Linked DNA regions of Homo sapiens: regions 1 and 2 are each linked to region 3. A link is a contact called in ENCODE Hi-C or POLR2A ChIA-PET data. All regions are on one chromosome and are shown on one strand. The core of a region is the stretch at or near the end of the contact, and the rest is flanking DNA. Distances in the headings are between cores, read along the strand shown.

What was found. A loop is a pair of places that touch in the nucleus more often than their neighbours do. ChIA-PET counts read pairs that join two places held with the same protein, here RNA polymerase II (POLR2A). Pooled maps may share reads with other maps.
Region 1: a map of A673 shows a loop between it and region 3 (2.3-fold over the local background). The contact joins two enhancer-like sites. A Hi-C loop is called at or near these places in 1 of 168 maps with a recorded cell type or tissue (A673), 1 of 37 single-sample maps with no recorded cell type and 1 of 50 pooled maps.
Region 2: a pooled map shows a loop between it and region 3 (2.3-fold over the local background). The contact joins two enhancer-like sites. A Hi-C loop is called at or near these places in 1 of 37 single-sample maps with no recorded cell type and 2 of 50 pooled maps. POLR2A ChIA-PET finds 5 or more read pairs at or near these places in 1 of 52 experiments (activated T-cell).

The regions. Positions count from the first base shown.
Region 1 is chr2:65,989,342-65,994,099 of GRCh38, forward strand. The region is part of intron 2 of LINC02934 (long intergenic non-protein coding RNA 2934); the gene reads left to right. Among named protein-coding and RNA genes, the nearest start is that of LINC02934, 200 kb to the left of the region's middle. Within about 2 kb of position 2,195, at least 2 of the 41 ENCODE cell types and tissues checked have a DNase peak (open chromatin) inside an H3K27ac peak, as active enhancers do; they include A673, where a contact is called at or near this core.
Region 2 is chr2:65,919,681-65,924,736 of GRCh38, forward strand. The region is part of intron 1 of LINC02934 (long intergenic non-protein coding RNA 2934); the gene reads left to right. Among named protein-coding and RNA genes, the nearest start is that of LINC02934, 130 kb to the left of the region's middle. Within about 2 kb of position 3,236, at least 2 of the 41 ENCODE cell types and tissues checked have a DNase peak (open chromatin) inside an H3K27ac peak, as active enhancers do.
Region 3 is chr2:65,636,516-65,641,060 of GRCh38, forward strand. No RefSeq gene overlaps it. Among named protein-coding and RNA genes, the nearest start is that of LINC03050, 36 kb to the left of the region's middle. Within about 2 kb of position 2,741, at least 2 of the 41 ENCODE cell types and tissues checked have a DNase peak (open chromatin) inside an H3K27ac peak, as active enhancers do; they include A673, where a contact is called at or near this core.

The DNA.
Region 1 (4,758 bases), core at 945-3,444, 350 kb after region 3:
AATTTTATATCGGGCACTTGAGCACCCATGGATTTTGGTATCCAAGAGGGTCCTGGGACCAATCCCCTAGGGATTCTGAGGGATGACTATTTCAGAGAGAAAACTACATGATTGTACTTTTAAAACAAAAATTCTTTAACATGAAAAATATGTGGAGGTATCAATTACTAATATTTAGAGTTTTAAAGGCAATGGGAGCAATCTATGAAGAAATGTGTTGTGACTAGGTAAATTCAGTATCAGTTTTTACTATCTGCACTTATGTTTCTTAACTTACTGTGTCTCTGGAATTAACCTTCGTTGTTGAAATCCTTCTCAAACTTTCAGGTCAAGCTCAAAGTGTCCCTCCCCCATGTAGCATTCCTGGAAGCTCCTTAACTACATAGCAGATACAAATATAACAAACCTGACAGTAAAGTACAGAGAAGAATCTTCTTGCCTTTATGTTTTCTCTTCTAGTTCATTATTCATGTGTTTTTCCTTCTTGGGGGTTGAAAGCTCTTTGAGGTCAAGAACTGTCCTTGATTTTTTGTTTAGCATAAAAATGCTTATTGAGCACCTACTATGTGCTAGTCATCATTCTAAGAGTCCTGGAGTATAATAGTGAACACGACAGGATAGAATTGACTTGGTTTTTGTAGCTCCATATTGCCTAGCAGAGTATATATTGTATGCCAAGCATCAATAAATATTTATTAAATTATATTTTGTCTCACCTTCAGAGGCTTCAGGAATTAAGAAGCAACCCTAGTTTGGTTCTGGTATGGTAAAATTAAAAAGCCCTCAAAAGGATTTAGACTGTTTTATCAGAATGTATCACTACCACCCTTGTATCCCTCTTTCTACAAGCTAGTGATAAAGTTTCTGTCCTTGAACAAATTTTAATCAGGCTCCTCTGAATCTTTTTTCCAATGGATCTTCACTTTTAGGCTTCTGTATTCATCCCTGTATTGTCCAATTTTAGCAAGAATCCTATTAAGTTTAGCCAGAATACCCCATCCTGGATTTCTGACCCCCTCCGTATCTGACCAGGTTCCTCACCCTCCACCGCCTCCCAGGTGATGTCTGGTCACCCTGCCTGCCTTCAGCAAGAGTCCTGTTAGGTTTGTTTAGCCAGAGTCCCCCGTCCCTTCATGTTTGCTCTTAGGAATTTTCCATCCATATCCCCCTGCCTCCCCCAACCCACTCCTTGGCTACAAATTCCCACTTTTCTTTGTTGTGTTGAGAATTGAGCCTAGTTCCGTACTGAGGTCCCTTTTCACTCATTGCAATAATTTTTCTGAATAAAATCTCATTTTAGCGCTTTAACTCCTTCTAGTTCTGTTTTTCCTTTGATGGTATTAGAAGGTATTTAGGGCCTGCTAAGCATGCTGGGTGCTTCCTTCTGTTCCTACCCATCCTATCCCAGGGTGTCCAGCTCATTGCTACCCCTTGCTCTTGCCCTTGGTCAGGTCAGAAAACCCCATCAAACATGGAGCAAAACCAAGTAACATCTTTTTTTCACACCCTGTGATCTCAAGTTTCTACTAATTTATTGCAACTAAGCTAGGAGATACGAACTTCTCCCTTTTACGCTGTTCATTTTTGTTCCTTATTTCTGTTTTTTTTTTTAAAAAAGATGGTTGTCATATCAGTTTGTTTTTCTTTACTGTCCTAAGGTTTTTGCATTTCACCCCTTGCCATAGATTTTAGTATAAAAAAGTCTGACTCTTTTCTTTTTAAAACAATTTTTATATTTTTATGCACATATCTATGAGGTACATGAGATTGACTTTTTTTCTTTGCAAACTTTCTGAAATGTTTCTGATTGTAATGTAATAGACAAGTAATTAAATATGGATTTAAAGAGTGATTTTCTTTTGTCTCATTTCATCATCAGGGGAAGAAAACAGTCATGGCCATCAGTCTGTGGGGCCCTGTGGTGTTAATATAAGGTTTTGACTAGAAACTTTTTATCCTCCATTCTCAAACCATTTTATCAGTCCTTGGAATTTTCTCTAATTTTACCAAGGGTTCCCAGGGGAATCCCCACCAGGTTTTAATGGCTTGGAGACAGACAGGATAATGCTACACTACTCCGTTTCCTAATATCCTCCTCACATGTTCACTCTTTGCATAGCCTCTGGGTCCAGGTAAAGTGCTGGCTCGGTGGCTGGTTTGAAACACGAGCCTCCCACACATCTGCTGAGGACACTGACTATGGCAGGGAAAGTGACTCTCCAAGTTTTATTTGGGTCGTAAAAATTCATGCTGCGCACCGCCTCTTTAGGAATCTGTGCCATTAAATGTGGCTAGGTCTAGAGTACATACACTCTGGAGGAAGCCAGAAAGGACATTAAAATGCTTAGTCTATGACACACTTCCTTATTTTTGTCATTTTGACATTTATGTGTTGTTTCATTAGGGATTTTTAAGAGAAGACCCTTTTTCAGCAAGAAGTTTTCCCCAGATCACCATTAAGAATCAACAGTTTATAATCAAACAGCTGTCTGGTTTGCATTTCAACTGAGCTGGACCACCTGCCGGCTGTTAACCTCTGGAAGGTTATTATGATACAATTGTTGTTGTTGTTTGTTTAAAAAGTTTCAGAGCTCAAGGAAAATATTAGTAATAAGTTACTTAACCTGCAGTGTTTACTGTTCCCACTCAACTTGCAGATGGTGTTCCAGTGGCCAGTGAGAGGGAGGACTCATCTGAGACCCACACTATTTTGTACTTGTTTTGGAGATGAACCGTAAAAATAGGCTTGGCAATGAGGAGCTCTGCCCACGTGGGAGGAGAGGTAGACAGCATTCAAAGGAAACACAACCATTTCTGAGGGCTGAGGTTGCAAGACAATATCTCAACATAACCCTTAGATTCAGCTTGGTAGCTTTCAGCTGAGGTCTGGTAGAGCAGCTCATTTTTTGAGCACGTGTGATTCAGCCATGGTATTTTGCAGCTTGCCTGCCATCTGCTTTCTTCCCTTATCTCTACATCCCCCTGACTAAGGGAAATGATGGCTGCAGGTTCTCTCAAATAGCCATAGGGGTACAATTTTCTAGGCCCTATAAAAATCCAGTCCCTGGACATCATTTGCGGATGCTGTGTTTACAGGGCAGCCTGTCTCTCTTCAGAACCTGGGGGCCAGAGAACACGATTGCCATTTGCAGAGGTGGGAAAGGCTCTATGAGTGTGTGTGTGTGTGTGTGTGTGTGTGTCGAGGATGGGGGGTGGTGGGGGAGGGTACCTGTAACAAGAGTAAGGACCACTGAGGACAGTGACTGGCTGGAATCGGTGTTCCATGAGGAATGAGATTTTTTTCTGTTTTATTTCATTCTTCATCCTCAATGCCCAGAACAGTGACCAGCATATGATGAGCACTCAATAAATATTTGATGAATGAAAGAAAGAAAGAATTAATGATCTTTTCTTTTTTCTATTCACCTCTTTGTTTATCCCCCCAAGTAATAATGAATAGTAGTCAGTTAAGTGTGGCTGGTTGACTGTCAGCACTGGTGTAAAACAAAAACAAAAAAACAAAAACAAAACTGCTAAAATTCTTTCTGGCTATACATTTTAGTATACTTAGGGTTGAAGATTTAGGCAAGAGAACATTCAGGGACTGATTTGGGATGATTTGTGAGGCAGAATAGAATGGGAGAAAGAATTCAGACTTGGGTTTGGAGCTGCAGTGTACCTGTTTCTTGCTCTGGGAACTTGGGTAAATTAATTAGGCTCTCTGATTCTTAGTTTCTTCATGTGTAAAATGGAATAATAATAGGTATTCTACAGGTTTTTATATTAGAGATTGTATAGGTAAAAGCTGCAGAGAATAGAGGGGTAGTAAATTATTATAATTATTAATAGTATATTATTACTGTACTATCAATACTATTATACTATGTAATATCATTATACTATTATAGTATAATAGTATCAACACTATTGTATATCATGTAATTGTATCAATACTATTATACTACATAATGTCATTACTTCTCTCCTTTTTCACACTCACTGCCCACCAAGGAATTAACTTCCTCTGGGCTACAGCATTTTGTAACAGAAACTGTCCAGGATTCTCTGGATTCTAGTTCTATCTCCACGGGTGGCTAACTGTATAACCCACAGCAAGTTGTTTAATTTTTGAACTTCACTTTTTGCATATGTAAAGTGAAGAAAATAATTATGCTGATTCTAACAGGTAGAGAGCATTCAACAAAGTAGAGCTATGCAAATGGTTACTTTGCAAAGTTTGTATAACCCTGGGATATTTAATGTGAAGCTACTTGGTCAACTGTTAAATATCATGCAAATGTGAGTTGTATGGTTCAGTTCATTTCAGCCAACACATTTTTATTGACTATCTACTATGTACCAGATGCTGTGCTAAGTGCAGTGTTAGGTACAGAGAAATAAGGCAGGACACCTATTTCTGAGGTGCTCTTAATCTGGTGGAGGAGATAATCACATAAACAGAGCACAGTTATCCCTGTGATAGTGAAGTTCACGTTTGTTCTCTTTGTTCACTGTTCCATGCTGGCACCTCAAAGAAAGCATCTTGTGGAGATGGAAGTGGGGACACCTGGTATGGGGTTTCACCCTCCTCTTGCATTTGTACGGAGTCAGCAGTAGGTTGTGCTGCCTTGTTTCTTGGATGGCAATAGAATCATTGTAGGATACTCATGTGAAGTCAACACCTTCACCATCTCATGTCTTTGCTTGGGAACCTGACAGTGAACCGTGATCTCTTCTTGAAAGTCTCCCAATAGTCTT
Region 2 (5,056 bases), core at 1,986-4,485, 280 kb after region 3:
AATATACCGGTTCACCGCAGGGACAGAGGGAACCGTCAATCACCCAGCCATTCAAACCCCAAGGGTTTTTGAGGTTTGACATAAACAAACACTCCTTTAGTCACCATCTTTCTGGCAACGTGATTGTGCTGCCTTTTGAAGGAGGACTCAAAGAGTCATCAAGTCATGAGGTTTTATTGACCTCAGAGGCACTGGGAGGGGCTGCTGGAGGCATCTTGGGCCTTTGGCTGCCTGGATAAGGTGGCCTAGTCTTTGCTCCTTTTCTTCTATTTTTATTTCACTCTGCGGTGTTGGTTAGGAGGACACAGAACCTAGAGGCAATGTTTGGAAGTGCAGAGTATGGTGCAGGAGTCATTTCCTGACAAACACTCAAGTTTGTCATTTCTCCATTCTTCCTATTTGAAGCACACCTCACCCAACTGCTGCTCAGATTAAGAAGATCCCGCAGCATCCCCATGGCCTTTCATTGCTCCTGGAATTCTTGCTCCTTTTGGGTGTGCTTTGTTCGTTTCATAATTGGACTCTTAATTCAGCAATAGCTCTGGCCAATAGCTATTAATTATCACTTTGCTTGGTCTTCCCATGGCAATTATTAATTAAACTTCCTAGAGAGTCATAAAGACTCTCTAGGAAATTAAAGACTGTAATAATATTTTAGGAAGCAGTGTCCCATGATGTTGGAGGTCTACATTCTGTTCCAAAGGCAGAGCAGAGTTTGTTTGTTTAATTCACAAACATTTACTGAGTCCCCTCTAGGTAGAAGGCCCCATTCCAGGTTCCAGGCATACACTGCAGATGGCTCCTACTCTAGGGAGGAACTGAAGGTCATGGTGTGGAGTGTTTTTTGATCCAACTCTTAATTCCTATTGATTCTCCTTTCTCAACTTATGCCATTCCATTGAGAATCAGGTCCAACTTTCCCTTCTACTTTTATTACCCACTGTTCCCTCCCACAACCTTAAGGAGCACTCAGGTTAATTGCTCCTTTTCTGAGTTCCTATGGTAACTTTGTATAAACCTCTATTATAGAACTAATATTTTTATCATCATTAAAAAAACCTCAGTTGCTTCTCCCACTCTCAGTAAATTTTGCCAGGGTGAAAATTGCGTCCTCTTCAGCTGTGTACTGGATATCACCTAGCCTAGGGCTTAGCTGTTGGTGTTTAGTAAATATTGAAGTTTTGCAATTTCAACTTAAGATCAGCCTCAGAGTGCGGGCTCAGTTCTAAGAAAAACTTTAGAGTGGGAGCGGGGAGAACAAAGAGCAAAGTGGGCAAGGCCACGGAGCTGGCCTTCCATGGAGGTCAAGGTTCTGCTCAATCCAGCCCCTTAAGTAGCGCTGGCCCACCCCACTGCACGCTACAAGGAGCACAACCATTTCTGCTCAATCCACATGGTGTTTCCAGCTTCAACTTAGACTCTGCCCCTTTCTGTGCTCCTTGATCTCATCTTCTCTAGATACTTCTAATCCCTTAGCTTCAAGCTCCAGCTTCAAGGCTTTCTTTCTCTCTAAATTGCTTGGGCATGATTTTCTGGCTCTGACCCATAGCACTCCCCCTTGGACCTGATGTGGCACTTTACCCTCTGCTCTGGCATCTCAGGGCCAAGGTCTTGCCTGTCACAAAGCCCCTACTGACTCATACCCCAGAGTAGCTGGCTGACCCTGTGATAGGATTTTAGGGAAAAGCCACAATGAGCCAATCAGTACTCCATGTCCAAATTTCCTCCCTTAACATATAGCTTTCACAATAGCTCCCAGAAATATTTTCTGCTTTTATTCAAAATGCAAAGGCCCATGGATGGAGTCATTTAAGTCTCTAGCATGTATAGTATGTGCAAAAGAATTGGAAAGAAATTTTTTTGGGAGGAAGATAGATCTTGTGGCTGGTGGGATTCAGTTTTGGAGAAAGGCTCTACTGCAGTGCAGATAAAAGCTGGAAAGACGAGTGCCACCCATACTGCAGAAGGGGTAGACTCTGGGGGGTATCTGTTGTTTTTGCCACCCAATATCCATTCACCTTTCTTCTGGTAAAGGTAATCTGATTCTTCTCTTTGGAACCACTGTTCCAACAACTTCAGCCTATAAAGTTTGAGTGGTGTTGAGTCAACCACTGACTTTGGAAGGGCACATATGAGTCAGGTTGGCCAGTAATACATCCTATCCCTGGCCACTGAGATGGTTCAGGGAGCGTCAAGCCTAAGACTTTCATTCAAACTTACAAGGAAAATAACTGTCCCTTTTCTCCTGTGCTTGCAGTTGTGAGAGTTTCAGCCTGGAGAGGACCACCCTGCTGGAAGGGTGTCCTGGGAATGAAGTCCACGTAGGTGAGAACACACACCAGGGATATGTAGCTGGATGGACTCAGCAGCCCTTGGGGAATAAAGCCAGGTGTGCTTTCTATATTTCTACTAAGATCATTTTTTCTATTTTTTTTTCTACTCCAGTTTCAGTTGCTATTTTTTCTGTCATTTTGCAACCAAAGCTGCCCTGACTAACATAGCACTAGGGGAAGCATCTCTGGGTTTGATCGAGGTCAGAAGGCGTGAGCTTAAACCACACCTGTGTCACTCACCAGCCGTGTACTTAGCTTCCCAGAGTCTTGGTTTCCTTATCTGTAGAACTCAGTGAATAGTGTCTATACTGCAGTGTTTTAGTCAACATTCTTGGTAGTAAGCAGCTGAAATGACTCTGGTTAACTTAAGCAGAAAAGTGCTTCATTGGAGGCGTATCAGGTAATTCACAGAACTGAGGAGAAGGCTGGAACCAGGCTTGCAAAATGGGCAGAGACCAAGAGGAGCTGAGCAGCCAGAACCTCAGCTAAAATGCAGCTAGGACCTGCATTTTACCTCTCCATGCACCCCCAAAGATACACATGGCTCATAGGTCATTCCTCTTGGTGTTACTTGCTCCTTATTCAAAGCTTGCCTGGGGCTGCATATCCTGTTGGTCAGAAGGTAGAGAGTTCCTTTTTTGTTGTTGTTGAAGCAGAGTCTCACTCTGTTGCCCAGGTTGGAATACCTGGTGCAATCATGGCTCACTGTAGCCTGTGCTTCCTGGGCATAAGCAATCCTCCCACCTCAGCCTCCCAAGTAGCTGGAATTAGAGGTGCATACCACCATGCCTGGATAATTTTTGTAGAGATGGGGTTTCACTGTGTTGCCCAGGCTGGTCTTAAACCCCTGGACTCAAGCGACCTGCCAGCCTTGGCCTCCTAAAGTGTTGGGATTACAGGACAGGAGAGAGCCACTGTGCCCAGCCAAGTTTCTTTACAAGGCTTGGGTATTGAGCAACCTGGCATAATGACAAAAGTTCATGACAAATAGCTGCTACGAGAATTATAGGAAGTCACGGCTGTAAAAGCCTGCCGTACTGTTTTATCAAGGCTAGTTCCTCTTTCCTTTCCTCACATTTCTGATCAGGGCTGACCCTACTGATCTTTGTCTTCAGAGAACCAACTCTGCCAAAGCCCCAGATCTAACAGGCCACATGAGGCTGGACAGAATTTTTCCTCCTCTGTACACCAAGACATTTAATGACTTTTCTTCTTGTTGGATATGTCTTCATTCTGTTAAGTTTTCCCAACTTTCCTTTGCTGTTTGTAGTGACAACTACTCCTTTAGTCTGTTAGATTCTTGAGGGCATAGTTAGCATCTATTGCATCAATTTCCTAAAACTGCTTAGGTTATATTCTAACACATGCTGGCTGCTTTTTGGATCAATGTTTATTTACTGATTGGTCCAAAATTAGGACTGGCTGTTTGACCATTTCAGGAAGACCGTGGATGGGTTGTATTTCTTATGCCAATACCTGTGCCTGGCATATATAAGTATCCAATATGTATTTGTTGAATGAATGGGTGGATGGTATATAGTAGGTGGCCTCTAGTACCATGCTACAAAAATATTGAATATAGCTGCAGCAACATTGCTCCAAGACTGCTGCTCGTTCCTGTAAGTGTGTCCTTGTGCTATGACACTTGATAACTATCTCACTCATTGCCACCAGATCAATGTAAATGATATTAGTGACGGCTTACTGAGCACTGCCTAATCTCATGTAAAAGGCAGAGGTGTGCACTGGGGAATTGAATGCCTCATTATATGGTGGACAGAAGGGCTGGGAAGCCATTCCAACAATAGGCATCTAGGAAGACCTATTATGTACTGGGTGCTGATACACAAAGTTGACAGAAATGTAGCCTGTGCCTTTGAGGAACTCAGAGGCTAGTGGGCTCACGAAGTCTGGCTTCTTAGATGCTCAGAAATGAGTCCTTAGCAAAGACTGTATCCTTGGGAAGCATAAATAAAAGGTGGAAAGATTGCCGTATGTTGGTGTAGGTTTTAAGTTCCAGGGAATTCTCTTGGAGAAAAGATTTCTAAACATTTCTTTTCTATAATTCAGGCTTACTCAATATAGTCGTCCTTGTTTCCTGACATCTCCGATATCTCTCAAGATAGCTTATTATCAAAGTTCCAGGACTTAATCTTTTTTTTTATTTTTTATTTTTTATTTTATTATTATTATACTTTAAGCTTTAGGGTACATGTGCACAATGTGCAGGTTAGTTACACATGTATACATGTGCCATGCTGGTGTGCTGCACCCATTAACTCATCATTTAGCATTAGGTATATCTCCTAAAGCTATCCCTCCCCCCTCCCCCCACCCCACAACAGTCCCCAGAGTGTGATGTTCCCCTTCCTGTGTCTATGTGTTCTCATTGTTCAATTCCCACCTATGAGTGAGAATATGTGGTGTTTGGTTTTTTGTTCTTGCTATAGTTTACTGACAATGATGATTTCCAATTTCATCCATGTCCCTACAAAGGACATGAACTCATCATTTTTTATGGCTGCATAGTATTCCATGGTGTATATGTGCCACATTTTCTTAATCCAGTCTATCATTGATGGACATTTGGGTTGGTTCCAAGTCTTTGCTATTGTGAATAGTGCCGCAATAAACATACATGTGCATGTGTCTTTATAGCAGCATGATTTATAGTCCTTTGGGTATATACCCAGTAATGGGATGGCTGGGTCAAATGGTATTTC
Region 3 (4,545 bases), core at 1,491-3,990:
TGGAATATAATTATATGTGTTTTGTTTGTTTTTATAGAACAGATGCAAGACAAAGAACATAGTATGAGATATTGGAATGTAATTTCAAAACATATGTTTCCAAAATTATGGAAACGTTCTGGATGGTAAATAAATCCTTTCAGTCTCAGAGGGTACAGGCTGCAAGGCTGAGGGAGAGCTGAGTGTTGGATGGGGAAGAACGTGGTTTAAGTAACAGGCTGAATAGTAAGCACATCAAAGCCATTAAAGCATAAACCCCCAGATTTAAAAACGTGAGAGGCGAAAGATTATGTAGCATGGTCTGGCGGCTTTATAGAACCCGTTTCAAATGAGGTATAGAACAAAAGAATGTGTGATTGAAGCTCTTGAAGAGATTTATTTCAGGAGAGAGGCAAACATTTTGCTCTGATACCAATTAACCAGGAGAAAGCACCACGTCATAAATGCCAATATTAAAAATGTAAATCCTACACCCGAGGGTGTATTGAAGACAGGTCAAAATTCTTTGAAGATGGAATGCATAAAGAGATAACAGGAAGAGAGCCTTCCAGCTGCTCAGGCTACCTGTTTAGTTCTGTGTCCTGTCTGCTGATGAGATTTTCCACGGGGAAGCGGGCTCTTGTTTGGGGTGGTTTGGCTACTTGACCTATTATGCGGGATTTAGATCTCCTTCAAGAGAATTTATTATGGGAACTCTAGAAGATCTTGTTTATAATACTCCTTTATCTGTAATGACTTGGAGATGTTCCAGGGTTTTTCTAGCATAGTTTGGATAGCATAGTTCACATAATGGATGTGTAAAGGTATTTACAAAATGCAGAGTGAAAACCATCAAGTGCTATGTATAGCACTTTTATGCCTTTTAAAGTATGTTTACTTCCATTAACTTGGTTGTTCCTCTCCATAATTCTGTGCAAAAGGAAAGGCATACAGAGTCATAGTCTTTAGAGCTTGGGATGAATTTAGGATGATTTAACCCAGCCCTTTCATAGTAGAAAAGAGGCCCAGGGAAGTTGAGAGATTTCATCCCCATTAGCCTCTTGGGGAAACTAAGCAAGGAGAGATTTAAGCTTCTTGGCCACCAAAAGCATTGCATGTTGAATCCTGGATTTCTGTCATTGGTAATAAGGCAGCCCAGTCTTCTGGGAAAGGAAATACACAAAAAAGTCAAACAAAAAGGTTGTCTGGAATAGAGATGTCTGTTGCTACAAAAATATTCAACTTCTTGTCACTGAACCAGGATAATAAATCTCTTTACCTTCTGTATTTTGGTGCATTGAAACATTATCTTTTATGATCATAGGTGTTGCTTCATTATTTAAAGCATACTTGTTATTGCAGGAAAGACAAGCTTGCATTTGATTTATAATGGAACCATTGTGCTTTGAGTTAAATGAAAGTTCAAAGGAAAATGAATTCTAAATAAGAATAATTGAAGAGATTCAAGGTTCATTTGAGTTTATATTCATCAAGGCAATTGTCTCCGAAATCCTCTTATTTAAAGCAACAGGACAGATCGTAACTTACAAACTTCGCCTTTATGACATCACTTCATTCTATATATCATAATCAGAAATGTTAAGCCTCAGCAGTAATTTATACAAAATGTATTGTTACAGAGTTATAAATGTCATTAAGTGGTAGACTTATGCCTCAGTGTCATGCAAGTTGAATCTTGGATTTAAAAAAATTACCCATAATGCAAGTATTCTATAAAAATATTCTTAGTACTCTCTCCTCCACTGCAGCCTCATATTAAAAGTTCAGTTCCATTTTCCACCTGTACTCTGCTCTGGGAAGTGCAACCTTTATTTCTCCTTCATGTTTTTAAAGTCACCTTCTTAATTCTGGTAGAACATAACTCAAACAACTGAAAATGTTAGGAATGGATTTACAGTCCCTCTGGCTACTCTCTATCTGGGATGGAAAAGAAAGTGAAGCTGGAGATAACTTTTCCTGCCATCAAGGGACATCTATAGAGGAGAGGCAATTAATTGTAATGTGCCAACTAGTTTTGATTATTCAGGGACTTGTGATGGAATTTGTGGATTATTCAGGTCCCTGGTTTTCTGTTTTGGCTAATTTCACTGCTCAGTGGCACCTCCAGAGGTCAGGGACAGCTATTCTCCTATGGAGTGTCCCCAGAGAGACAGTGGCAAAGGAACCACCCCCTTTTGAGCAACTACTCTGTGTCAGACACAGGGAGGATTTTTTTTTAACATTTGTAGTCTTTCATTAATTTCACAACAAACCTCCATTCTATTTTACAGACAGTAAAAACTCAGTGTAATTCATTCATTTCTCAAATCTCTATCAAGTGTATTCTGTGTGCTAGTCCCTGGGATAAAACAGTGAATGAAAGAGATGGGTCCCGGCTTTCTCTGAGCTTAGGATGCAGGAAGGAAAAAAAATAAAGTAGACAAATCATCAAATATATAAAATATAAAATTACAAACAGTGATATATGTAATGAATGAAAATTTTAAGGGATCACAAAATTTGTAAACAGGGGATCTGATCCAGTTGTGGAGTCAGAGATGGCGTCCCTGAGGGCATAAGCCTCTGCACTGGTGATTGAAGAATGGAATAGAAGCTGTCAAAGCTTGCACGGCGAGCCCACAGCAGAGCTGGGATTCAAACTCAGGTCTGCCTGACACCAGACTCTCTCTGTATTGCACTACTACAGACAGTTGAAACTATGCCCTGACAGGGAGACCTTTGACTCCCAGCCCCTAGCCCTGCTCCACCAGCTGCCCCAGAGATGCCGTGTCCGTGGGAGTTGGTGATGGTGGATTGGAAGCTGAAGAGCTCCTGTGGTTTCTCAGCAAGTTTAACTGGCAATATGAAGGAGCCCTCACTCTCTGTGCATTCTTTCCATTTTCTTCATGGTTCTGTCTAGATTGGATTTCGGCACTGGCAGGAGGGGTGTCCTTCTGGCATGACTCCTGATGGGGTTGTGTGGCTAATTTCAAACATTGGGAGGGGCTTGATTAATGACCAGCCCAAACCAGAGTTCAGAAACATTGCCTGGAGCCTCTGTAAAACTCCCCAGATCCTGCCTCCTTGTCTACCTCCCTTTACTCAACCCTGCCTCCCCTGATCTAAAGCCATCTTAGAGATTGGCTACCTGCCTGAAAAACTCCCTGACCTGCTGAGGAACTGCAGCAGGGAGTCCTGTTAGCAGCTGTGGGAGGGTTGGAGTCTGACCAGAACATTCCTCGCTCATGTTTCCACCCACTCCGTGTCTGCAGGGTGAAATGCCCCATTGGATGCGGTGGCCACCCCAGAGCTGCACCTTCTAGCTGGATACAGGGATAGGAGTGGTTGGGATTGAAGGTGAGAAGTCTGGGAAATGAACCATTTTCTTAGGTCTTCTGCTGATTTCCACCCCTCTGACTAATTATATAGCAGGGGCAGTGATTTACCAAAAGGAGGCATTGTATGACTTTTTAAGGACATCTTTCCAAAAAAACAAGCAAAAATTCTCCCCCAAGCAAAACCAACCGCCCCCCCCCAAAAAAACCTAAAAGCCAAAAAACTCAAACATCCAGGGAAAAGACCTTCTCTTTAAGCCTAAATTTCCACCATTTGTGACTTACCTTTTTTTTTTTTTTTTTTTTGAGACGCAGTCTTGCTCTGTCGCCAGGCTGGAGTGCAGTGGCGCGATCTCGGCTCACTGCAACCTCCACCTCCCGGATTCAAGCGATTATCCTGCCTCAGCCTCCTGAGTAGCTGGGACTACAGGCACGCGGCACCACGCCCAGCTACTTTTTGTATTTTTAGTAGAGACGGGGTTTCACCATGTTGGCCAGGATGGTCTCGATCTCTTGACCTCGTGATCCACCCGCCTCGGCCTCCCAAAGTGCTGGGATTACAGGCGTGAGCCACCGCGCCCAGCCTGTGACTTACTTTTTTGAGTTACACAACATTACTTTCTTGCTTCAATGTTTTTGTGCAAATGCACGCCGTCTGGGGAGAAGCAAATTTCTTGAAATTGAAACCACCGAAATGTGAATGAATTTATCATATCCCTTGTTTGTATCTGGTGAACGGGTAGCTAGAGGGCCTGAGGTATCTTGGGGAACAGGTCGTTGAAGTGGGTACAGGACGGGGCAGTCACTTTAATCGCTGGTCCGAGCTCCCCAGCCTCCCTTTTGCAAAAAGCAAAAATACGTTATCGTCACTAGGGGGCGGAAGTAGGCCAGCAATCGGTCTCTAGTACTTGTTTGGTCTGAAAACTAAAGTTGGCAAATCTGCATTATTAGTGTTTTATTTTTCTTAAGAATCCCAAGTCTCTCTGAGATGGTATGAGTGTGAGAGTTAGGCTACTGTAGTGTAAAGAAGCCAATCCCAAGAAAATAAAAGCCCTGTGTAGGTAAAGCAGATACCCGACAGATTCTATCAATGGACTTTGAAATTGTTCTACTGTTTTTATTATGATAATTTACTGAAAATTTCTCAGATCTAAAATTCAAATAAGAATGTTTGAAACCAGCCGGGTTCGGTGGCTCACGCCTGTAATCACAGCACTTTGGGAGGCCGAGG